Linked DNA regions of Mus musculus: regions 2 and 3 are each linked to region 1. Evidence: chromatin loops called from intact Hi-C (ENCODE). Cell type or tissue: heart. All regions are shown on one strand.

Region 1 (8,000 bases):
GAGGCTTTGGCACATTCCTGGGTACGCCCTTGGCATAGAGGATTGCCTTGTCCAGCATGTTCCTGTCTAGGACTCACGGGGCACCGAGAGGAGATGGTGTGAGGACTGTCCTTAGCCTGTCAGTCCTGCGCTCGCTCCCTCATTCCCCGAGTGCAGCTCCTTGGTAGCAGGGCTGCGGAGGCTCCACCCCACCAGCTGCTGCGTTATTTCTGACTTGTCCAAGAGTTCAAGTGTGTAACCCAAGCCCCTAGATCCTGCCTCCTCTCCCCACAGCTCCTTCTGGAGGAGGAGGCAGCTCTGGGCTGCTCTCTCTGGGGCTGGCTGTAGACACCTGGACACAGCTGCTGGCCTTCACGGCTATCTTCAGGAGCTCTCTGACAGGTGGGGTGGGTGTGTGAGGGTGCCCTGGGCAGACACCCCATGGAGGGACTCCTTGGTGCCTTGCCCGGGAGCTGGCCGCTTGAGCTCAGTAGGGGCTTTGCACAGGGTGTTGTCGCTGATCTCTGGGTTTCTTAAGCCAAAGGCCCCATATAGCCACCTCTGTTCAAATCTCCTTATCTGTGCTTGTTCCTTGCATTGAAACCTACAACTCTTGGGGCTCCGTTTCTCATTTGTCCTTGGCTGTCACCTGCAGCCTCTGCTCTGGAGTAGGAGCTCCTCAGCCATCCTGCTTGGGCCCCAGGCCAGAACACATGGACGACCCACCGCCTCCTACAACCTCTCCTGTGCTGTGAGAGCTGAGGTCCCTGCTGGGCAGGGACTGTTTGAGAATGGGGTGCATCACTTACAGGGGTCGATGTTAGAGTGTACCTCATCCTGACGTTCTCCCCATAACGCTTCTCCCCGTCTCCTTGCAGGTGTCCCCAGAACTGGGCCAGGGGGATGAACCGCGAGGGAGCACCCGGGAAGAGTCCGGAGGAGATGTACATTCAACAGAAGGTCCGCGTGCTGCTCATGCTGAGGAAGATGGGGTCAAACGTGAGTGCCTGTGGGCTGCAGGGCGCCTCCTGGATCCCCGGGAACCAGGAAAGGGCTGTGGGCCTGGGGATCACCTGTTGCCAGTTCAGGCCCCCCAAGCCCACAGTTCAGGGAGCACTGCTGAGATTATCTCTCCACTGCACTTTTTATTTTGAGCCAGGGACAGTGAGGTCTTTAGCCCTCCTTTCTGATCCCCAGTGGCCTCAGAGAGGCTTCTCTTCTGGGGGCAGACACAGGGCAGCTGGGCAGGGTGGCCACTGAGGAGAGCTGTAGTAGCAAGCACAAGGGCGTCTTCTGAAAGAGAAATAGAGAGACCTGAGATTGCTGACTGCCATCGCTGTGTGGCCAGGGCCTGAACGTTCCTACCTGCCCTGCGCCAGAACAGGCACTGAGCTAGATCAAAGGGAGTGGCCAGGCGTGTGAACTTCAGGGACCTGGTTTTCAGGATGGGAGCAAGACGTGACTGCTAGACACTAACGAGGTCAGAGGGGGAGGTGTGGGGGACAGCAGGTGCAGGGACTTGGGGGGACAGGTTCACCCTCATCTCATCACAGCACTCTCACCCTTCAGCTGACCGCCAGTGAGGAGGAATTTCTGCGCACCTATGCTGGGGTCGTCAGCAGCCAGCTCAGCCAGCTGCCACAGCACTCCATCGACCAGGGTGAGCCACGGGCCAGGCGTCAGCCAAGCCCGAGCACTGAGCAGTGGTTTTTTTTTACAAAGCCGAATGGGTGATCCAGGAGTTCAGGGAAGGGAGAGCAGACTGTTGTTGCCTCCATCCGCAGGCTCCTGTCTGGTCCCAGCAGCGGGGATCCAACAAGGCAGCTGGTGGTTCTCTTTCTAGGCCTGGAGGAAGGAGGAGGTAGACATGTCTGGGGGCCTTGCGCAGCCATAGATGGTCTGATTAACGCATCCCTTAAGCCTCAGCCTGTCCCCTAACCGCTCAGCACCTAGTTCAGGGACAGTGAAACTGCTCTGTGTTCTGAGAACACTGTCCCCATCAGGTACGACCATGCAGTGACTGGTGGGTCTGCCACCAGCAGGAAGAGGCCTGATACCTCCGCATGCAAAAGGGCTCCTGACGGTCAAAAGTTCCACTCGAGTATTTATTGTACAACAGGGGCGGTGCCAGGGATCAATACACAACATTTGGCCCTTGACAGCTGTTGCTTGTATTACTTCCAGTTAGTAGGCAGTGTTTGGGAAGCAGGAAGTCATTGCCCTTGACGATACAGAGGTGCCCAGGAGTTGAACTATTCCTCGCTGACAAGGCTGCTGGGTTGTGAGCTCCATGGCCCTTTGCTTCTTAAGGCGCCTCCTCCCCTCTGAGAGCCCCGCCTGACACTGCAGCACATCTTCTGAGCAGCATCTCTTCCTGGTCCTTTTCTGTTAATCTTTCATGCTTGGTTGGGGCTACACAGTATCTTAGTGAGCCAGACAGTGTGGGCCACACCTTTAATCCCAGCACTCAGGAGGCCAGCCTGTTCTACAGATCAAGTTCTAAGAGAGCCAGGGCTACACAGAAAAACCCTGTCTCAAAAAAAAAAAAAAAAAAAAGGTACTTTAATGGCCTGTGGCATGTTCAGGCAGGAGCAGCCACCAGAGCAGAGCAGAGCAGGACAGAGTGTGTTCTCTGTGTTGTGGCTGCTGGGGAGGAAAGCAGGTGTAGCACACTGGGCGGCCTCCCCGTCCGTCCTTCAGGTTGTGGGCTCAGCCCTCGATCCAGGGCTTGCTTCCTTCCTCAGCTCTGGTGCTTGCCCCAGCCAGCTCAGGAGAAAGCTTTCAGGGAACCTCTAGTAACTCAGCAATTTGGGCCTGTGCATATATCATACAAAACTGTGCCCAGGCGTGCCTGCTCAAGTGTGCTGCACAGCCAAGTGTGTTTACAGTCGGCCCTGCCTTCCTTCCCTCTGGAGTCCTTTTCTTCTTGATGGCTGGTCTGGGTTTCCCCACCTAAAACACTTAAGACTTCTGAGTTAGTTCCAGGGGACTTTTTTCCCTCCCACGTGATCCCGAGTCATTGAGTTTCTGAGTCTCTGTGCAGATGTCCCTAGTGGGATGCCCTAAATGGGAAGGTAAAGAAGCTGGGGACTGTGGCAGACGTGGCCACACCCACCACGTGTCCTCTTGTCTTGAATGGATGTAGAACAGCCAAGGGGATACGCACTAGGCTGTTAATAGGAAAAGTGTTTTATGTGGTGTTGAGGATCCACCCTGGAGCCTCATGTATGCCAGCCTGTGCTCTCCCCCTGGGGCTGCACCCTTTGAGAGAACAGTGACTGGGCAGAGGTTTCCTTAATGGACTTTTACTTTCCAAGTTAGTGGCTTTTGTAAACTGTTGTGTGTGTGTGTGTGTGTGTGTGTGTGTGTGTGTGTGTATGTGTGTGTGTGTGTGTGTGTTGTTCATGCATTCTTTGTAAGAAGTGAAAACTCTTTACTGGATCCAACACAGGGCCTTGGACATGCTAGGTAGGCACTCTAGTATTCGGTTATATTCCCCGCCTTTAAGAAGTTATATGTTGGTCCAGAGAGATGGCTCAGCAGTTAAGAGCAAGTACTATTTTTTGCAGATGGCCAGAGTTCAATTCCCAGCATACTCATATCAGACAACTCACAACTACCTGTAATTCCAGTGTAGTCTAACGTCTCTGGCCCCTGTAGGTACCTGCACTCACATGCACACACACATACTTAACAACAACAACAACATAATAAAGTAAATCCTTTTAAAAGTTACTATTTATTATTTAGCTGAACATGTTGGTATACTCTTATACATCCTAGCTAGCCTGAGATATATAAGACTATTTCATGTATATATAAAGCATACACACACACACACACACACGTATGAAAACTTACTTTGCAGAACCAACAATTGAGAATATAAGTACAGTCGGCTCTGCTGTTTAGGAAGGTCGCGGTTAAGGTGGAAGATATTACTCAGTTGGCAGAGTGCTTCCCTACCATCCATGAAAACTTGGGTTTCCTACCGGCACCAAAGAGATGGGTAGCAGCACCCGCTGAGGTCCCAGCGCCTGGGAGGCAGGAGGATCCGGTAAGTCATTCGTGACTACACAGTGAGTGGAAGGTTGGCTTGGGCTACTTGAAACTCAGTCTCACAAAAAGGAGGCTCAGTGCGCCTTGGCTCCTATAGGAACTGCTGATGTAGTGAGAAGCAGCTGTGGGCAGGCAGGTGTGGCTGCCACAGACACTCTGGAATCTGGGGCCTCTTGGGTGTGAGGCACCCATAGGCACTTTCTTTGCCGTGGCATGGGGTTTCCTGGATTGGGGGAGAATCATATCTGACGAAGGGTGTGGAACATTTGTGCTGCTGATGCCCCATACCTCTGGAAGTCACACAGACCCAGAGCAAATGCTACTTCAGGAGGCACCAACTTGAAGGATCTTCTCAAGCTTTCTTTAATTTTCTCTGTGTTACAAATAAACCCATGGATTTATACATCTACCCCGGGCTAGTGTATAGTCTAGGCCAGGCGCTCATGTCTCTGTCTGTATGTGAGGCTGACTCAGCTCATGTACCAAATGTCCTGCTGTCTCTGCCTAGGCGGCCAAGGGATCTTATACATCTGTCCACTAGGTGGCACTCTCTCTCAGCAGATGACAAGGCTCCACCCTAGGGTTCCTAGACCTAGACAGGATTTCCAGCATCTTCCTTTAGATTGTCCTTCTCAACAGAGATCCTGAGGTGGAATCAGCCATAGGACAGTGCCCAGTCTCATTTACTCTTGCCCCCTGAGGCTGGAAGGGTCTGGTACCTGCGTACTCCTCTACACACCACAGCCCAGCAGTGTTTATAGAGAGTAGGCAGGTGCTGGAAAAGATGCAGGGGCAGAAGTCTGCACTGTAACGTTGACCAAGTGGTTCCTGCGGGGGCCCAGTGCCTCCCAGAACTGAACAGTGGTCCCTCAGTTCTCAGCCTGACCGATCTCTACTAAGCAGTGATCACTGTGACTGCCTGCTTCCTCCTCTTCCTCTTAGTGCTCCCCTCCCTCCTCCGGCCCTCTCCAGTGTATTGGTGCCTCTAGATTCAGTCCTTTCTCCTACCCCTTCCCTCTTGACCTATTTTCCGTGATTTCCATAGACTTCAGGGCGGCACCTTCCAGACATGCCCTCAGCCCAGAGCCCAGTCCTGACCCCCAGAGCTGTCGGCTGTCTGTCGTGACACACCCGACCTTGCGTGCTCAGCAGGTCCAGCTGGGCCCCTCCTCTCGGCTCCCTTTCTTCCCTGTGTGCTCACATGGTGAGGGAGCAGGTCACAGCCCAGGTGTATGCGCAGTACTGCTCCGAGGCCTTGGATCTCCCTGCCTCAGTGCTCCCAACTAGCCTCCTCCTCCCAGGTTGTTGTTGTTGTTTTGGGGTTTTTAAAGATTAATTTATTTTTATTTTTATCTGTGTGTACCTGTATGTATGTATGTGTATATATATATATATATATGTATACTATATGCGTGCAGTGCCCACAGAGACCAGAACAGGGCATTGGGTCCCCTGGAACTGAAGTTACAGATGATTGTGAGCCACTGAGTGAGTGTATGTATGTGTGTATGTGGTGTGTGTGTGTGTGCGCGCTGGGGTCTGAATGCAGGTTCTCTAAAGGAGCAGCCAGCACTCTTAGCCTCTGAGCCACTCCCCAGCCCTGTTAGCTCAATTATTCTTGGAGTTAAACTACAGCTTAGTTTCTTTTTGTGTGCACGAGTGTTTCCCCTGTATGTAAGTTGAGTATTTTCCCTGTACGTAAGTTAAGTGTGCTTGGAACCAGCAGAGGCTGGAACCACCAGATGCTATGGAACTGGAGTTTCGTGTGGATGGTTGGTCGGAAGCTACCATTTGGGTGCTGGGAGTCAAATCCAGAGAGCCTCTTAACCACTGAGTCATCTCTCCATCCCCTTTTAAAAGGTTTTGCTGAGAGTTCCTAACTGACATCATTTTGTTTGGTTGGTTTTTAAAGACAGGGTTTTTCTCTGTGTAGCTCTGGCTGTCCTAGAACTCACTCTGTAGACCAGGCTGGCCTTGAACTCAGAGATCTGCCTCCTGAGTGCTGGGATTAAAGGTGTGCACTACCACACCCCAGCTTCTAAACCAACATCTTGATTGATATTAGTCCCCTGGTCCACCTCCTCTGCCATAGCCAGAGTGACTTTGGAAGACTCAGAAGAAGTCAGCACTGTGAGTCACAGTCCCAGTGGCTCCCTGCCACCCTACACCATGCCCTCTCACACCCTGGTAGACACGGGAACTGAGTTCATCCACACTGCCAGCTTCACCCCTCCTGCCTCTGCACTGTCGGGCTCCAGGACTCCTCCCTCAGCCTCCTGCAGCTCAGGCCAGGCCCTCTGTGACTGATACTGAGCCTCCTTCTAGGTGGGCATCTGTGCGGCTGCATAGACTCGCCAGGCTCTTGGTGAATACGGTTGAATGTGGTGATTGAGCAGTTCTGGGGCTAGGAGTTAGAGAGGCAGTGACTTGTGTGAGTACTGTCTCTGGTCCCCAAGGATGGCCAAGCGGACTCGACAGGCAGGCAGGACTCTGCTTTGAACTAAAGGAAATCAATGCTTCTCTGGGAAGTTGGCCTTTCTGAGATGGGCCAGCTGCAGACATGGTGGGGGTGGGGGGCGGGAGGCTGCAGCTTCTTGAGGCAGGCACAGAATGGTGAGCATCCGTTTCTCCTCAGTGCTATCCCATAGGTGTGCATTGTCTCTCCTGGCTCTGAAGTGATACATGGTCACCGTAGAAAATGGGAGAGGAGAGGCGAAAGTTTCAAGGATTGGGTCCTACTATGTAGCCTACTATATACATACTCTATAATCTATATACCTACTCTATACACATACTCTATATACATACTCTGTTTCCTTTCCTTCCTGTTTTGGCAGCTTTTACAAGATAGGCAGTCACTTCTATTGGAGTTTACAGCCTAACTGCTTTGATATTCAGGCGTTCTCATTGAGCTCTTCAACGCTTCTCAAGAAAATGTTTTGGCCGTTGTGTAATGTGCAGCATCTGTCTTATCCTAAGTTACTGACCAGTCTCTTCCTGTTAGAGCTCACTTCTACTGTTAATCATAATGGCAGGCATGTGTTAGGCTCCTTCTCTGTGCCAAGTTCCTTGCAAAGTAATGTACAAGGCTCTCCCAGTGACTGTCACGACAGCCCTGTGACGTGTTCTCCCTGGCATAGAGAGGTAGCTTAAAACCAGAGGCAGCCAGTGTGGGTTCCAGATGTGACAGATATTGATCAGCATCATTTGTACATCTTTATCATTTATGTTAAGATAGATCTGTGGGTGGTTTACAGGCCAAAGAGGGGTTTGTTATTGTTTGCCTGCCTTTCTTTCTTTTGCTTTCTTTCTGTTCTAGGCATTGAACCTAAGCCCCCACTCATGCTAGATCAGTACCCAGCTCTTCATATGTCTTTTTAAGCAGGACAGCATATGACCTGAGGGTCAAGTATAATTGAGTTGGCTACATGGTGTCACTGAGGGGATGAGGGAGATTGGGGGCTTGTTCTGCTGCTTTGCTGTTCTGGCCCCTGAACCTGCAGGAAGCTTTGAACGTGCCCACTCTGGGCGGTCTATGCTCTGGTGCTGCACATGGAACAGGGCATCCAGTGAGTACCAGGTATTCCAGACCTCTGGTTTGTAAAGGCCATACGCGTCATGGGATGTGTGTAGAGGTCAGAGGACAGCTTGTGGGAGTTATTCCTGCCAACCTGTGTGCCCAAAAGTAGAGCACCAGTTGCCAGTCTAGGTAGCATCTGGCTCTACTCACTGAACCATCTAGCTGGTCCCTAAGTTTTGTTATGTTTTGCTTAAGATTTATTTTACTTTTTGATTACATGGATGTGTGTGGTGTGTGGAAGGTATGTGTACACATCTGCGGGTACATGCATGTGTGAGTGAAGTGCCTATGGAATCCTGAAGGGGATGTTAGAATTCCTGGAGCTGGAGTCACCTGACATAGGTGCTGGGAACTGAACTTGGGTTCTCTGCAAGGACCTTTA
Region 2 (8,000 bases), 160 kb after region 1:
AAGGAATTAAAGAACATGTTAGGCACAGTGGTACACGGCTTTAGTCCCAGCACTCCGAAGACAGAGGCAGGCAGATCTCTGAGTTTAAGGCTAGCCTGGTCTACAGAGGAACCGACAAGCTCAGGCAGTGAAGGAAACTATCCGAAGCAGAAAGCTGGTGATGATGTCATTGAACAAGGGGGCCATGGTCCAGCCCCAGCAAGCTGCAGAACGCGGCAGTTTTGGCCATGTGGTTCTGGCCTTAGAGTCAATGATAGAAAAAGGAGAATGTGGAATCTCTGAGACTAAGGAAAGCCGCAGAGGCCAGGCTTGTGTGGCAGGGCTGTCTCTGCATGGAGGTCATTGCATGAAGCTGTGAAGGTGGAGCCTGGATTGCCTTGAGGACCCCCAAGAGGTTAGAGATGCTGGAGTTGTGGGCTCCTGTCAAGGAGAGCTGCTGACAGGGAGTGGAACTGGCCCAAGAGAAAGACGTATATTGCAGACGACAAAGCTGAAAGGAGTGTGAGACATGACGTCAGGGCACGGAGATGAAAAGCTTGGCGTTTGCCCAGTTGGGCTTGGTCTTCTTTGGTCCAGGGTTTTCCCCACTGTGGTCCCGTCCCTGCGTTTTGGAATGGCAATGTCTACCCCGGGGCCGTTATAGTTTGGAAGCACAGGATCTGTTCTGTGATTTTGATTTTATAGGGGGTGACAGTTAAGAGACTGCCATGAATCTCAGAAGAGAATTTTAAACATTGTTGAAACTGTGGTAGACTATGGGGACTTGGAAGTTGGACTAAACACATTTTGCATTTTGCTATGGCTACAAGCCTATGGAGGCTGGGGAGTGGGATGTGATGGTTGACAGAGGACTGGCCCCTGTAGACTCATGTGTTTGGATACTTGCCCACAGGGAGTAGCGTTATTAGGAGGTAGGATATGTTGAAGGATATGTGTCACTGTGGGCTCGGGCTTTGTCTTCTATGCTGTAGCCACATCTAGACACAGTCTCCTTCTCCTGCCTTCAGATCAAGATGTAGAACTCTCAGCTCCTTCTCCAGCACCATGTTGGCCTGCAGGCTGCCATGCTTCCTGACATAATGGACTAATAATGGACCAAACCTCTGATTAGGTTAAATTAAATGTTTTTCTTTATAAGAGTTGCCATGGTCATACTGTCTCTTCACAGCAATAAAGCCCAAACTGAGACGGGAGTCCATCTGTAATTTCCCAGGGAATGCTATGAGAACCAAAGAAAATAGGAAATTAGCTGACTTGAGGCCAGGCAAGGGGAAGTAGGGAATTCTCTGTTCTTGGCTTGGAGGCTGGCCACCCGTATTACATGGTACCAGACCGGCTCTGCTAGGATCATTGGCCTCCTGTGACTTCCAGGTTGGGACAACCATTAAGAAACTTAGTAACAAGATAGGCAGGCTTGTACTTATGTCTACCAGCCTTCCTAGGTGCTGTAAGACTAGGTTCAGGATTATTCTGTCTGTTCAAGAAAAAGAAAGAGAGCTGGGGTGTAGGTCTTATACAGTGCTTGTGGAGTAAGCCCAAGACCCCAGCACCTGCTTCTACCTCCCTGATGTGGGGATTAAAGGAGTCCACCACCACTGGCCAGTTTATATTTAACTTTGTAAAGGTATATTCTTTTTTCCCCGCCTAGAGTCAAAGACTACTAAGGCTCAAATACATGGCAGAAGACACACCCTATGTGGAACCCTAAACTGGCACACTGCTCCCGGCAAGGGAACAGATTTCTTTAAGAAGAGCCATCATCGGGCTGATGACTCTGACCACTGGTCCCTGTAAACTATCTCCTCCTGTTAGACAGCAAGCCTGGGGCCTTCTGGAAACTGCTGGAGGGGAAGTCATCTTCCAAGAAATGAAAGAGAAAGCCTTCCACGCCCATCTGGAAAATGGTTTCCCCATCCCACCCTTGAGCTGACAACTCTTCCTCTACTGCTTGGAAGCCCACACCCTGGGGCCTGCCCACTTTAAGGCTAAAGATTCAAGTGGACAGGATTTCAAGGCATTGGCCTAGACAAGAGGTATGACTCCAAATAAACATTGCAGAGATGGGGCTGGAGAGACAATGCTGACCTTAGGAGCTGGTTCTGTTTGTTTTTGCAGAGGACTCAAGTTTGCTTCTCCCATTGAGCAGTCCACAGCTGCTTGTAACTTCAGCTCCAGGGGATCTGATGTTCTCCTATGGCCTTTGCAGGGATTGCTACATAGACACATATATACACGTAATTTTTCATCTTAGTATATGTATTTATTTTATTCTTCTGGCTATGAGTGTTTTGCCTGCTTGCACACACACACACACACACACACACACACACACACACACACACACACCACATGTGTGCCTGATAAACATGGAGGTCAGAAGACCGCAACTAGAGTTACAGGTGGTTGTGAGTCACCATGTAGATGCTGGGAACCAAACCTGGGTCCTTTGCAAGAGCAGTCAGTGCTCTTAGCCACTGAATTTCTCCAGCCCCTATACACATTTTATTTTATTTTAGACAGGGTTTCTCCGTGTAGCTCCTGGACCTTGCTCTGAAATCCAGACTGGCCTCAAACTCAGAGAGAGATCCACCTGCCTCTGTCTCCTGTTTTGTTTTGTTTTGTTTTTTTCGAGACAGGGTTTCTCTGTGTAGCCCTGGCTGTTCTGGAACTCACTTCGTAGACCAGGCTGCCCTGGAACTCAGAAATTCGCCTGCCTCTGCCTCCCAAGTGCTGGGATCAAAGGCGTGTGCCAACACTGCCTGGCAGTGGTGTTCATCTTTAATCCCAGCACTCAGGAGGTAGAGGCAGGCGGATCTCTGAGTTCGAGGCCAGCCTGGTCTACAAAGTGAGTTCCAGGACAGGAAGGGATACACAGAGAAACCCTGCCTCAAAAAACAAAAACAGGGGCTGGTGAGATGGCTCAGTGGGTAAGGGCACCCAACTGCTCTTCCGAAGGTCCGAAGTTCAAATTCCAGCAACCACATGGTGGCTCACAACCACCCATAATGAGATCTGATGCCCTCTTCTGGTGTATCTGAAGACAACTACAGTGTACTTACATATAATAAATAAATAAATCTTTAAAAAACAAACAAAACAAAACAACAAAAAACCAAAAACAACAACAACCACAACAAAAAGAATACCACCATGTTCTACCAGAGCCCTGTACACATAACTAAGCAAAGTATAAATTTCAGGTAATCCACTAGGGCTTTATGATGGATGGAGATCTGAGAAGCAAACTGTGTCATCCCATCCTTAGGGACATGGCTCTGCCAAAGTCCCGGCACCAGGCAGGGAATGGCCATGGCCATCACAGCTCTACAAGAAAAAGCCTGGCCAAGAAATTCTCAGGCAGGGCTAGAAGAGAGTCCCACAATGGCTAACTTCCCTGTGGGCGGAGCCTGGGGCAGCCTTGCTTCCTTACACGGGTAAGCCCAGACAAGCTAACATCAGAGCACAGCTTTCCACATCGCTTCTGTGCCTCTGCTCTACAGAGTCTGGTGTGGTTAACTGACTGATCGTTCATACACTGAGGAGTCCTAGGGAGCCACCTAGAGGAGGGACAGCAAAACAGGAGAGGGGCAGAAGGTAGGGCTGAGGACAGAACCATTAAAGAGGGCAACAGGAATGAGGATGTCTTAGAAAAGCAGAGGAGGGGCTGGACAGGTAGGTGGCTCAGCAGTTAAGAGCACTGACTGATCTTCCAGAGGACGTGAGTTCAATCAAAAAATAAAAAATAAATAAAAAATAAAGGAAATCTAAAGAGATTGAACAAGCGTGCATGTGCTTGCTTGTGTGCTGTGTGTGTGTGTTTCTGTGTATATGTGTGCATGTGCTTGCTTGTGTGCTGTGTTTGTGTGTGTGTATGTGCTTGTCTCTCTTATGTTTGTGTTTCTCTGTGTTGTGTGTGCTGTGTGTTTCTGTATGTGGCTCTGTATTGTATATGGTGTATGTGTCTGTTTTTCATGTTGTGCATTTTATACATTTTATATATGTGTATATATGTGTATTTGTGTATGTCTGTTGGTATATTAAGTGTGTGTGTTATGTTTGTGTATATATGTGTCTTGTCTTGTATTGGTGTGCACGTTGTATATGTGTGTGTATTGTGGATGATATGTGTGTGTCTGTTTGTGTGTTGTATGTATGTGTGTGTTAAGCAAGACCAAAACAGGATGAACTCACATGGACACAGTTAGCTTCTAGCCTGTTAGTCTGGCCTGTTTTTGGCAACTCTTCCCCTTTGTAATCAAGAAGGTGGGCAACCAGCAGACAAACTTGACTCATGGCCATAACTTACTGGACCAGAATGGAGGCTCGGATTCCAGCGAGGCCAATCAAGTCCTTCCCAGAAAAGTAGACTTGGGACCTGTTGAAGAGACCCAGGATAGGTCAGCTAGGTGGGTGTCGCAAGTGGGGACAGGTGAGGGTGCCTCAGTCTCTGGCTCTCACCAGAGCTGCCAGTACCTGTAATGCTGTCACATGCATATTTGACCTTTGTCCAGTCGCCTGCACTCAGCTCCTAACGTCCTGGAAAATTCTGCAGTGGTGTCTTTCTGTGGCCAGGGCTGACCAGGCCTGAGGGCTGCTGGACAGTCTGAGGATGGGGCTGGCTGCTAAGGGAAACTAACTAGCTGTGTGGAGAGGGTGGGAACTTTCAGCCCTGCCCTCCCTCCAGCTTACTGAGAGGGGAAGAAGGTCTAGATGTCACCAGCCGCTCCCACATAAATCCTCAAGAGAACAGGGGGATCTTTGTCGTTTGTTTTGAGAAAAAAATCTCATGGATCCTAGACTGGCCCCAAACTCACTACAGAGCTGAGGCGGACACTGATCCTCCTGCCCAGGCCTCTGAAGTGCTAGGATTACAGGCCCCTGGCTTTCTGGGATGCTGGGGCTTCCTGGGTGCTAGGCAACACTGTACCTCAAGAGGGCAGTGTTCTGAGCGCTTTCTGGTCAGTGCAGCCAGGGTGCCCCGTGCCCTCCCTGACCTGGGCCATTCATTCCTCTCTCCACTGTCTCTGTCACGTCTAGTCCTTTATTACAAGTCAGAAAGAGCCAGGGAACAGTTCCCAGAGTTCTCAGAGGGGCTCCAGCAAGTTAGCGGAGCCTGACAGGGGGGTCGTGGGAACTGGGCTTTATCAACAGTCATCCAAAAACAGGGAAAACAACTTTGGGGACAAGGTTACCTACTACAAAGTCCCCTTTTCCGTCCCAGTTAAAGGGCTGGTTTCTGACTGTGGTCTGGGAAGCAGACTGTGGATGGTGTATCGAGTGAGGCCGCAGTTGAGAATAAGGTAGAAATGAGGCAGGCTCACACAGTCAGTCCCTCAGGAACTCTCACCCCATCTGCCCTTACTGCTCTTGATGCTGCCCTGACAGGGAACCTGCAGGTCCAGATCTTCCCAGGATCAATGTGTGGTTTGCAGTACCCCGACTCTGCATCTGGCTACTCGGAAGAATTAGACCCCCCCCCCCCCGGCATAGATGTTACCCAGCTGGCCCCTTGCCCCAGAGGGACTCCACTTTGTCCTTGGTTGTATCCTTGCTTTGCAGCACTCTGTCCTCTGAGCAGCTCTGTGTCGGACTCAGCTGCCCTCTAGGAACATGGCCTCTACACCCATCAGGGTGCGGTCCTTAGTCACTTGCTCTCTGCCTGCCGATAGTACTGGAAGTGAGTGTGTAGGAATGCCATGGAATGGATGAGTGAATGAGTGGATGGATGGATGAATGAATGATGTAATTTTGAATAGGCCGGTTGGGGACAGTAGCTAACGAATATGAAGATTAAAGGCCACCTCTAGCCATTGCAGGGATAATTCTGTCCTTCAAGCTGGAATTTACACTCGGTGATGATGGGGCCTGATACCCCTGAAAGCTAGGAGGCTGAATTTGCTTCTGTGTGCATGGAGTGCGTGTATGTGTGCCTGCATGTGTGTGTGTGTGCATGTGTGCGTGTGTATATGTGAGGGCATGTGTGTGTGTACATGTGTATGTGTGTATGTGTGTGTGTGCATGTAGAGATGTCAGTGTCAGACATCATTCTCTCTCTCTCCCTCCCTCCCTCCCTCCCTCCCTCCCTCCCTCCTTCCCTCCCTCTCTCTCTCTCTCTCTGTCTCTCCTTACCTTAGCTTTACCTCAGGGAGAGATGAGAACTCTCCCTAAACATGGGATTCTCCAATTCAGTCAAGCGGGCCAGACAACCACGGAGCCTCGAGGATCTGTCTGTCTCTGCCTCCTTCCTACTGGCATTACTGAGGCCTGTGGAACCCGGCATTTTATGTGGGTTTGGAATTCATGTATCTCTGAAAGCACTTTACCAAACGAGCCATCTCCCGCCACCCGGCCTTCTCAATGCTTTTCACGGTGCTCCCTCACTCAGCCTGTTGTCACCAGAGAAGGGTCTGCAACAGTGCATCCCTAGCTCTGTTCTCAAATCAAGGAGACATAGCTTTAGAGAGAGGCCGTGGAGGGAAGCCCAGTAGCCTCTCTAGCCAGCTTTGTGATGGTCTGGCTTCTCTGAGCCCTAGGCTTCGTCCCTAGTGGCCTTCACCTTCACTTTCCACCCTTGATTAAAGAACTGGGGGCAAAACCCGTTGAGGGGAGAGAAACGGGAAGAGGAGGCCACAGCAGGGGTCCAGGAGTTCCCAGGTGACTGTGTCTCCACCTCCCTTACCACAGCCCCATAGGAGAGAGAGCTGGGGGTCAGCCGGAGTCTGACCGTGGGTGTGCAGTGGGGTTAGGCAAAGCCCTGTGGTGAGGGCCTTTATTTGGGGACCACATATCACGCAAGCACCTTAGTCTTACTACGTCTTCTTTCAGCCACACGCAGCCGCCCAGTATGCAGAACAGACCAGAGACGCTCATGACTGGCCAGGGGTTGGCCAGCTTTTTCCACAGCGGGGTCAGGGCTCCCTACTCTTTTCTCAGACTTTGGTGTCTATTTGTGGTGTGTTTTTGTTCGAGGTATGTGTGTACAGTATGCAGTGGGGGCAGGGCAGGGGTGCGGCTTCTGGATCCATCTCTGCACTTGGAGAGCAGGCAGCTCCGGGCCTGAGCTGGAGCCTCTGTCTGGCCCCTGAGCTCTGCGGTAGATGTCTCAGCAGGGCGGGGAGACCAAAGAGCTGGGAACTCTAGTGACCTGAGGATTCCCCTTCCTTCCTACACCCTGAGCTCAGGCAGCCGTCTCATCACTATATGCTTGGATGGCATGTATAATTTGGCTGAGACCTCAGCGGGGAAAGGGACTCTGATGGCCTGACTTGAGCTGACAAGGGTACATACAGCTCCCTACTCTGGAAGAGCAGCCGGTGCTCTGAGCCATCTCTTCAGCCCCAGGCATGGGCTTTTCAAGGGGAGTCAGAGCCGACAGGGGCATTGAGGTAGCCCTCCCACCTGTTTAGGCAGCTCTGCTCTGTGCCTTTGGGTTCTGAGCTTAGTGGCCAGATCTACAGGGCTATTTATTGTGAGGCCTTGGGAATCAAGTGTTTGTCTCTTGCTGACCTCTGGTCCTGGTTAACTGTCAACTTGATGTAGCCTAGAATTGATCTGGAATCACAATTTCAACTGAGGAAATGGCTAGATCAGGTTGACCTGACCCGTGAGCAGGTCTGTGGTTTGTCTTAACTTATGTAACCCCAGCCCACTGTGGGCAACACAATTCCCTAGGCTGGGGGTTCCTGAACTGTATAAAGCTGAGCATGAGCCTTCCTGTCAGTCAGCTCGCACCATTCCCATACTTCCTTGGTCAGAGGTAATGGCTATGCGGGCTAACGTGCAGTTCTGTCTTCAAGCTCAGGTCTTGATGCCCCTCAAGACCTGAAATGATAGCTTTTCTGCCCTCTGCTGCTTTGTCGGGGTGTTTTATCACAGCAACAGAAAGAACATAGGCCATCTCTCCAGCATGCGGCAGGGGAGGCGGAGGTGATACCATTGTCAGGTTGTCCGTCTATTGGGTTTCCTGTTGGCCACCAGGCCCCCAGGGTGTAGAATCAGAC
Region 3 (8,000 bases), 64 kb after region 1:
GGATACTGTAGCTCAGGGTGTGACTCCTTCATTCCTGTGACATGAGGACCACCTTGACCTGGCCCCTCCCAGCCTCCCATGGAACTCAGAGATTTCTGAGTTCCTCAGCCCTCCTGCGCTCCTCCTCGTCTGGGATTAAAGTTGTTGAGCAGCTGATGCTTCACTACAGTGTTCTGAGTGAGGTTGGTCCAAGTCATCTCTCGAGGAAACAGGGCTAGAATTTGTCTTAGAGAGTTTATGACTATGGCTGCCTGGACACAAACAACTTGACTTGACCAGGGAAGATGCTAGGGCCATCCAGTATTTGGAGGGCTAATATTGTACTTACATCTAGCTAGTTAACTTGTTCCTTTTAAACATTTGCCTATTTTCATTTTTTCTTTTCCAAAAAGACCTGTGAGTATACTGTGGCTGTTTTCAGACACACCAGAAGAGGGCACCAGATCCCATTACAGATGGATGTAAGCTGCCATGTGGTTGCTGGGAATTGAACTCAGGACCTCTGGGGGAACAGTCAGTGCTCTTAGTTTTTGAGCCATCTCTCCAGCTTATTTTCATTTTATGAGTGTATGGCCTGCACGGGTGTGAGTGCACCAGGCGTGTGCTGTGTGTGTGTGTGCCCACAGAGGCCCACAGAGCGCGTAGCCCAGAGCTGCTTGCCCAGTCCTGGCTTTTAGGGGGAAATCACTCGGAATAAATTGAAAACACTTTACAGTGAGGGAACGGGTGTCCTGACCAAGCTCGTGGCTGGGGATAAGCTGAGCAGCGGTGCCGAGTTGCATTTTGCTTCAGTTAGTTGAAGTTTCTCTCTCCTTAAAGGCCCAGGTTCTGTCCTCCAAAGGTTTGAGAGTGGGATCCTTTTTAGCGGGAGTTGTACTGGTTGGGGTGTGAGGAATTGCTGATGCAGGGGTGGTGGTGGTCATGGGCTTGTGCCTAAGAAGTCTGGCCCACCGCCCGCCTTCACAGCTACTTGAGATAGTTGGCTTGCTCCCAGCCCTCAGGTCTGTGGTGGTTACCTTGGTAACCACCTCATCACCTACACCCAGCACTGCCTAGTGTGCATGAGGCCCCGGGTACCAAATCACGTCTGCAGAAAGAAAGAGGAGGAAAAAAGCTGGCACCCTTCCCTCCACACCCCACTCCATGAAGTTCCACCAGGCTGAGCAGAATGCTGTCACAAACCCATCCATTCCTACCCCAGGGCTCCTGCTTCTTCTGACCTCCTCCTCTTTCTAATGTTTTAGTTCTGGTGTGGTAGTATTTGCCTTTAGTCCCAGCATTCACTGTGCCATTCTGGCTGGCCTGGAGCTCACGCTCAGATCAGGCTAGCCACAAACCCACAGCCAGTGCTTCTCTAGAGAGGGAGATCTTGCTTTGCTCTGCTTGACCTTGGCATTGGAGCAGGCACGTTTGTGTTGGCAGCTGCCTGTGTGTGTTGGTCCTCACTGTGAAGTAACCCTCACTGGGTGCAGGCTCACTACCACACTGGTGGCAGAGGCACTGATGAGCAGAGCTCACGTGGTTTGGAGCACATTTGGAGTTGATGTTTGGGTTCTACCCAGGTGTTCTGAGAGCCCAACACCTAGTAGCTTTCCTTCTGCACAGGAGGTGGAAGATTGCCTGCAGCACACAGCTATGAGAAGTTAAGGACCTTTGACACTCAGCTTGCTAGAAGACCACAAGGTCTGAACTGGACAGAATTTATACATGGAGACAGTACTCAGTCTGAGGGTGTGTCTTTTAATTTTTCCTTACTTTTTATTTTTTAAAAAATAATTATTTATTTTTATGTATATGAGTACACTGTCACTGTCTTTAGACACTCCAGAAGAGGGCATCAGATCCCATTACAGATGATGGATTTGAACTCAGGACCTCTGGAAGAGCAGTCAGTGCTCTTAACTGCTGAGCTATCTCTCCAGCCCAGTGTTTTTTTTATTTTTACATTTTATACTTAAGGTTATTATTGGTGTGCGTGTGTGCAAGTGCATATGAGTACACACCCCAGTGTGCATGTAGAGTTCAAAGGATAGCTTGCTGGGGTTGGTCCCCTCCTCCACTGTGGGTTCCTGGGCTGAGACTCAGGCTGTCAGGCTTGGCAGCAAGTGCTTCTATCTGCTAAACTATGTTGGTGGCCTGAGAATGTGTTTTCCTTTTAAAGGTTTGGTTTTATTATTATAAATTATGTCTCTGTGTGTGTTTGTATGTGGGTATGTGCTGGGACAGAAAATGCTTCGAACCAAACTCAGGTCCTCTGCAAAAGCAATACCTGATCCTTATGGCTGAGCCATCTCCAGCCCCAAGAGTGTGCCTTTTGCATTTCCAGTTTGGATCTCTCCAGCCCCCCTTCTGTCAGCTTTCTGTTGCTGTGGAAAGTGTGTGAGAAAATCACCCTAAATAAGGAAAGGTGCGCTGGCATATAAGTTCAGAGTTGCGGTCCTCAGTCCATTGGCTCTTGTTTCTGGGCTTTGCAGAGTGTATCACTGCCTGGGGCGTGTCCTGGAGGCCACTGACCTTCTAGGGCTGTGGTTTTCAACCTTCCTAATGCTGTCACCCTTTAATACAGTTCCTCATGGTGTGGTGACTTACAGCCATAAAACTTTAGTTGCTACCTCATAACTGTAATTTTGCTGTTATGAACCATACTGTAAATAACTGATACATCAGCAGGATATCTGAAGTGACCCCTCACACACAAGGGTTGGGAAGCGGAGAGGAAACAGTGAGAAGGACACAGAGTGAGTGGGCCACTATTCTGTTCGAGACCACACCCCCAAATTACCACCTGGTCCCAATTCCTGAAGGTTTTGCCACCTCCCAATGGTACCACAGGCTGGTGAGCAAGTTAGAGCATCCAGGCCTTAGAAGGGGACACACGCTCTCCAAACTGTACCAACCTGTTTTAGTGTTCAGCTTTGGTTTTGGATATATATATATATATATATATATATCTGTGTGTGTGTGTGTGTGTGTACACATGCGCGAGCTCTCATGTGTGTTGCCTGAATGCATTCTGCATACCATGTGTGTGCCTGGTGCCCACGCAGAGGATGAGCCACCATGTGGGTGCTGAGAACTAAACCTGGGTCCTCTTCAAGAACAGCAAATGCTCCTAACCGCTGAGCTGACTCTCCAGCCCCTGCCCTGTTCCAGTGTATTTGGGGAAAGATAGAGTCAGCTAGAGACTTTACATGTACTCACTTATTTTTGACTAGACTCGCTTCAAAGCCCTTGCTGCCCTGGAACTTGTGATCCTCTTACCTCTGCCTCCTGAGTTTGCAGAAGATTGTGGGCATGTGACACTATGCTAAGTAGGAATTTAGAACATAGTCGCAGGTACTTTGCCACTCAGAGCATCTCAATGCGGGCTGCCGATACTCCTTTAGTAGCCAGGGGGTGGGCTAGAGGTTATTTTTCAATCAAAGCATAATTTCAAGCATGCACACCCGAGCACCTGCTGCCACCTGGTGGCAGTATCCCAGGATTGCAGAGTCTTTTGATGGACCAAGATTCAGTTTGTCTTGGATTTTATAGGTTCACTTATATTTTATAGGTTCACTTATAGTCGAAATGCATCAAAGATGGTTGAAACTTACAGTATGGCCAGCATAGGTGTTCTGATATAGGAAGCATATGTCAAATTCTTTCTATCAGCCAATGGATTTCTACACATAAAAGGTATAAAGCAGAAGAGGAAGATGTGACCAGTGTGTTTGGTGTTGGGCTCTGTGGCACAGAGTGGATCTGAAAATAACCTGGCAGAATCTCTTGCTCGTGAGACTTGGGCAGGAGAGCAGCCTTCTTTAGCCCACAAAACTAGGATGTGCTGGGATAAACTTTCCTATTTGAAGTTAACCCTGAGCTTCACTGTTCTTACTGATTGTTTTTGTTTTTCTGAGACAAGGTTTTCTTGAGTGACCCTGGCTATATTAGAACTTGCTCGGAAGACCAGGCTGGCCTCAAACTAAGAAATCCACCTGCCTCTGCCTCACAAGTATTGGGATTAAGGCATGCACCACCACCTCCTGGCATTCATAGATTCTAAAATCAAGTTTTTAATCATTAAGATCGGAGGTCACAAAGATCATTTTTGCCTGAGAGTAACCCCAGAAAACCCACACTCTAACAGGTGTGATCGCTAGGTTTGCTGTTAGGAATGTAGCTGGCTTTGATGTTCTGGCATGCAGTGGAGTGAGGCCCTAGGGCTTCGAGATGGCCAATGGGGTCCTTGACTTTCAGCCCATAATCTGGTGGTTGGAGAGAAGATGATTACAGAAACATCAGTCACTTGTTTCTATAAATGTTTCATAATGCAAATTGAATGTGATGAAATATTAAAAATATCATTCATTAATTATTGAAAAGTTCAGCCTCTGAAAATGGCCATATTTCTCCTTATACTGCCATCTTAAAGGAGCAATTGAGAAATTGTGAATTACAAAATTAGAATCCTGGAATGGTAGTGAAGTGAAGCACCATAAAGTTATTTTCTGCTCTGAGATTTGTTAACCATTTTCAGCTGTAGCCTTTCTGTTATGGTGAGCCTGCCCATTCTGTGTTAGGACAGTGCAGGTGCCCCACACTTCACTATGCTTACTATTTTTATATCCCTGTGGTTCTGGAAAAAACAAGGTGACACCATGTTGAACTAAGAGTCTTATGGACTCAAATGTTGGAATAAAATTCAATTTTATTTTATTATACTTGTAATTTTATTAGCAAAACAAAGCATCAATACAAGTTTGTATCAAATGTTGCTATTAGTTACAAGCCAAATTAATAGTTTGCCTTGTAAAATGAATGATTGTGGTTGGATTCAGTGGTGTGCAGCTGTGATCCCAGCAGTTTGGGAGGCAGAAGCAGGAAGGTTAAATTTGAAGCCAGCCTAGGGTATTTATGTTAGAGAGAGAGAGAGAGAGAGAGAGAGAAAGACAGAGACAGAGACACACACAGAGAAAGAGACAGAAAGACAGAGACACACACAGAGAAAGGGATAGAGACAAACAGACAGAGAGACAGAACCCTAAAACTAGAGCATGGTGAGATGTGTCTGAGTCTTCATTGTTTGTGAGCAGTTTGCATCGGGCTGATCCCCCGAGTTGTCCCAGCTTCCTTCTTAGTGTGGTTCATATAAAATATACTGGGGTCTCAGCAGTGGATGAGTTGCCCATCTCCAATTGCATAGTAGAGGTGTCTTATGTTCCATGAACCTTTGATGAAGGTTGGCCCTTGCTGCTGTGAGCTTTACTGGATTCCGTCAATGCCCTCAGGCATCCCTGCTATTATGCCATCCCATTCTGCCTCCTTGGGGACAGAGGGTAGGAATGATGACCCTCCTGATGTCGCTCTGTCAGAGCTCATGTCGCAGGAGTCTCTTGTGGAGGGAAGGAGTCAATTTCTGTCTTCATGATCTGGGTTAGATTTTACATGGGGCACTCCCATAATCAAACCACAGTTCGCCCTTTTCAGATGATCAGTCTCTTTGCTCTCTTTGATTTATGTGCCTCTGGCTTTGCTTTCCTGTGTGCATGTGCACTTGTGTGGAAGCCAGACGACACATGTTCATCTTCAAAGGCAGCAGGACGCTGAAGCAGTGATCTGCATCTTACTGTTGCTTCCCTTTTTCTCCCACCAGTTAACAAGCACAAGCCATGGCTCGAGCCCACCTACCATGGGATAGTCACCGAGAACGATAACACGGTGCTGCTCGACCCTCCCCTCATCGCCCTGGATAAAGATTCACCGCTCCGCTTTGCAGGTATGCAGGCCAGCTGTTCACTATCTGCAAATCTGGCCTGGAAAGAAAGCAACTTAAGTCTGGCTGGGTGACTGGACCTCTCAGGAAGTGTTCTGGTAGCCGAGAGCTTTTATGGCTCCAGGCACATGTTCTTCTTGTAATACTCGAGGTAGCTGACAGTGAGCTGTGTTGCTGGTCAAAGGGAGAATTGCTTAGCCTAATTGCATCATTATGTGCTGTGCCTTGTGCAGATAGGCAGATACTGTCTAGACACACACAGCAGAGATGGAGCACACATGGACTAAGTGACCACTGTTCAGGACACAGTTAGTGTGATGGGCTTGGGAACCAGTGTTCTGCCTGTTCTGTCTGGGTGTTCAAATGCCTGTTTCACGTCACTCCAGCAACTCTTAGTTCCTTACATTCACCTGCACAGACTTCAGAAACATTGAGCAGTCTTTGTGGGGGAATAAGTTTTGGCCTAGATTTCCTTTTTTTTTTTTCAATCTTTAACTTTTATTTAGCTAAATCTTTTTCTATAGTTTTATTTTGCATATGTGCACCGTGTGAATGTCTGATGTCCACAGAGGTCAGAAGAGAGCATCATATCCCTTGGAGCCAGAGCTGTGTGGATACTGGGAGTCGAACCCAGGTCCTTTGCAAAGGCAGCCAGTGCTCTTAAACATTGAGCTGTCTCTCCAGTCTCTCATTTTGTGGTTTAAAATCATGTATGGTGTTGCGTTATTTAAGAAGTATACATTGCATGCTGAGCACATTGTCAACTTGTATTTATTTTTATAGGCATGTACTACCATGCCCAATTTAATGAATTTAATTTTTATTTTCCTTTTTGTGTGTATGGGTGTTTTGCCTGCATGTGCTTGTGCACCATGTGCATGCAGTACCCACAGAGACCAGAAGAGGGCACAAGATTCCCTGGAACTGAGTTAATAGTTATGCATGACCTTGTGGGTGCTGGGAACCAAAGCCCGGTCCTCTGGGAAATCAGCCGGGGCTCTAACCACTGAGTCATATCCTCAGATCTTTCTTTGTTAGAGAAAGTTTTGCTATGTTAATGCTAGCTGGCATCAAAATTCTCATTCTCTTGCCTCAGCCTTCTTAATAAAGTTATTAAATGTTTGATATGAGTTATTTTATAAGATTGCACCCTGTGCCTTTGCAGAGAAAAACCCTTTAGGACAGTGTCATAGATTTTGATCATATGGTGATTTTCCTACATCGCTGACATTTAGTGGTGTTTGCCAGGCAGATCTGCCCTGACTGCTGGAGGGCTCTGCTTTCTCAGTCCCAGAGTGAGAGCAAACACTGGGATAACACACACACATGCATGTGGCTGTGTCCAGGTTTTAAATTTTTCTTTCTTTTTTCTTTTTTTCTAGTTTTTTAAAGTTTATGAATGTGTTTTACCTGTACGTGTGCAGGTTTGTTAGGAGGTCAGAAAAGGCCATCATATCTCCTGTTGTGAAGTCATGTGAGTGCAGAGAGTTGACCCAGGTTCTCTGCAGGAGAAACAGATGCTCTTAACCCGTGGATCATCCCTCCAGCCTGGGTCCAGCCTTTAATGTAGGTTCTGAGAATCCAAACCTCGGGCAGTCAGGCTTTGTCAGGTTCTTTACCAATGGAACCATTCCCCAGCCCAAAACAACTTTTTATTTTTGAGATAGGATTTAGTTTGACTCAGTTTTTTTTTTCTTTTTTCTTTTTTTTTTCTTTAGCTGTCCTCAGATACTCCAGAAGAGAGCATCAGATTTTGTTACAGATGGTTGTGAGCCACCATGTGGTTGCTGGGATTTGAACTCGGGACCTTCGGAAGAGCAGACGGCGCTCTTAAACACTGAGCCATCTCGCCAGCCCCTTGACTCAGTTTTTTAAAGATTTATTTATTTTATGTATGTGTGTACACTGTCGCTCTCTTCAGACACACGATAAGAGGATGTCAGATCCCATTACAGATGGTTGTGAGCCACCATGTAGATGCTGAGAATTGAACTCAGAACCTCTGAAAGAACAGTCAGTGCTCCCACACTCTGAGCCATCTCTCCAGCTCAACTCAGTTTTTATAAAGATTTATTTCAGCCGGGTGTGGTGGCGCACGCCTTTAATCCCAGCACTCGGGAGGCAGAGGCTGGCGGATTTCTGAGTTTGAGGCCAGCCTGGTCTACAAAGTGAGTTCCAGGACAGCCAGGGCTATACAGAGAAACCCCGTCTCGAAAAAACAACAACAACAACAACAAAGATTTAT

The links. Peaks named below come from ENCODE experiments on the same cell type or tissue, not always from the same donor. Only the 100,000 strongest peaks of a DNase experiment are listed, where the experiment ranks them.
Region 2: a loop joins it to region 1, with 2.3 times the contacts of the local background. A loop is called at or near these places in 11 of 42 quality-filtered maps.
Region 3: a loop joins it to region 1, with 9 times the contacts of the local background. A loop is called at or near these places in 27 of 42 quality-filtered maps.

The regions. Positions count from the first base shown.
Region 1 is chr4:149,544,854-149,552,853 of GRCm38, forward strand. It overlaps Ctnnbip1 (catenin beta interacting protein 1), which reads left to right. Exons shown (of 5, transcript NM_023465.4): 3 at 858-978; 4 at 1,549-1,639. The coding sequence starts at 883. Among named protein-coding and RNA genes, the nearest start is that of Mir5616, 11 kb to the left of the region's middle. In heart, no CTCF peak of the experiment used is centred here; a DNase peak (open chromatin) is centred at 4,568.
Region 2 is chr4:149,707,238-149,715,237 of GRCm38, forward strand. No RefSeq gene overlaps it. Among named protein-coding and RNA genes, the nearest start is that of Tmem201, 27 kb to the right of the region's middle. In heart, CTCF peaks have their summits at 3,564 and 4,939 (motif pointing right); DNase peaks (open chromatin) are centred at 3,464 and 4,944.
Region 3 is chr4:149,608,415-149,616,414 of GRCm38, forward strand. It overlaps Clstn1 (calsyntenin 1), which reads left to right. Exons shown (of 19, transcript NM_023051.5): 2 at 5,636-5,758. Among named protein-coding and RNA genes, the nearest start is that of Clstn1, 26 kb to the left of the region's middle. In heart, CTCF peaks have their summits at 416 (motif pointing right), 3,464 (motif pointing left) and 6,647 (motif pointing right); no DNase peak of the experiment used is centred here.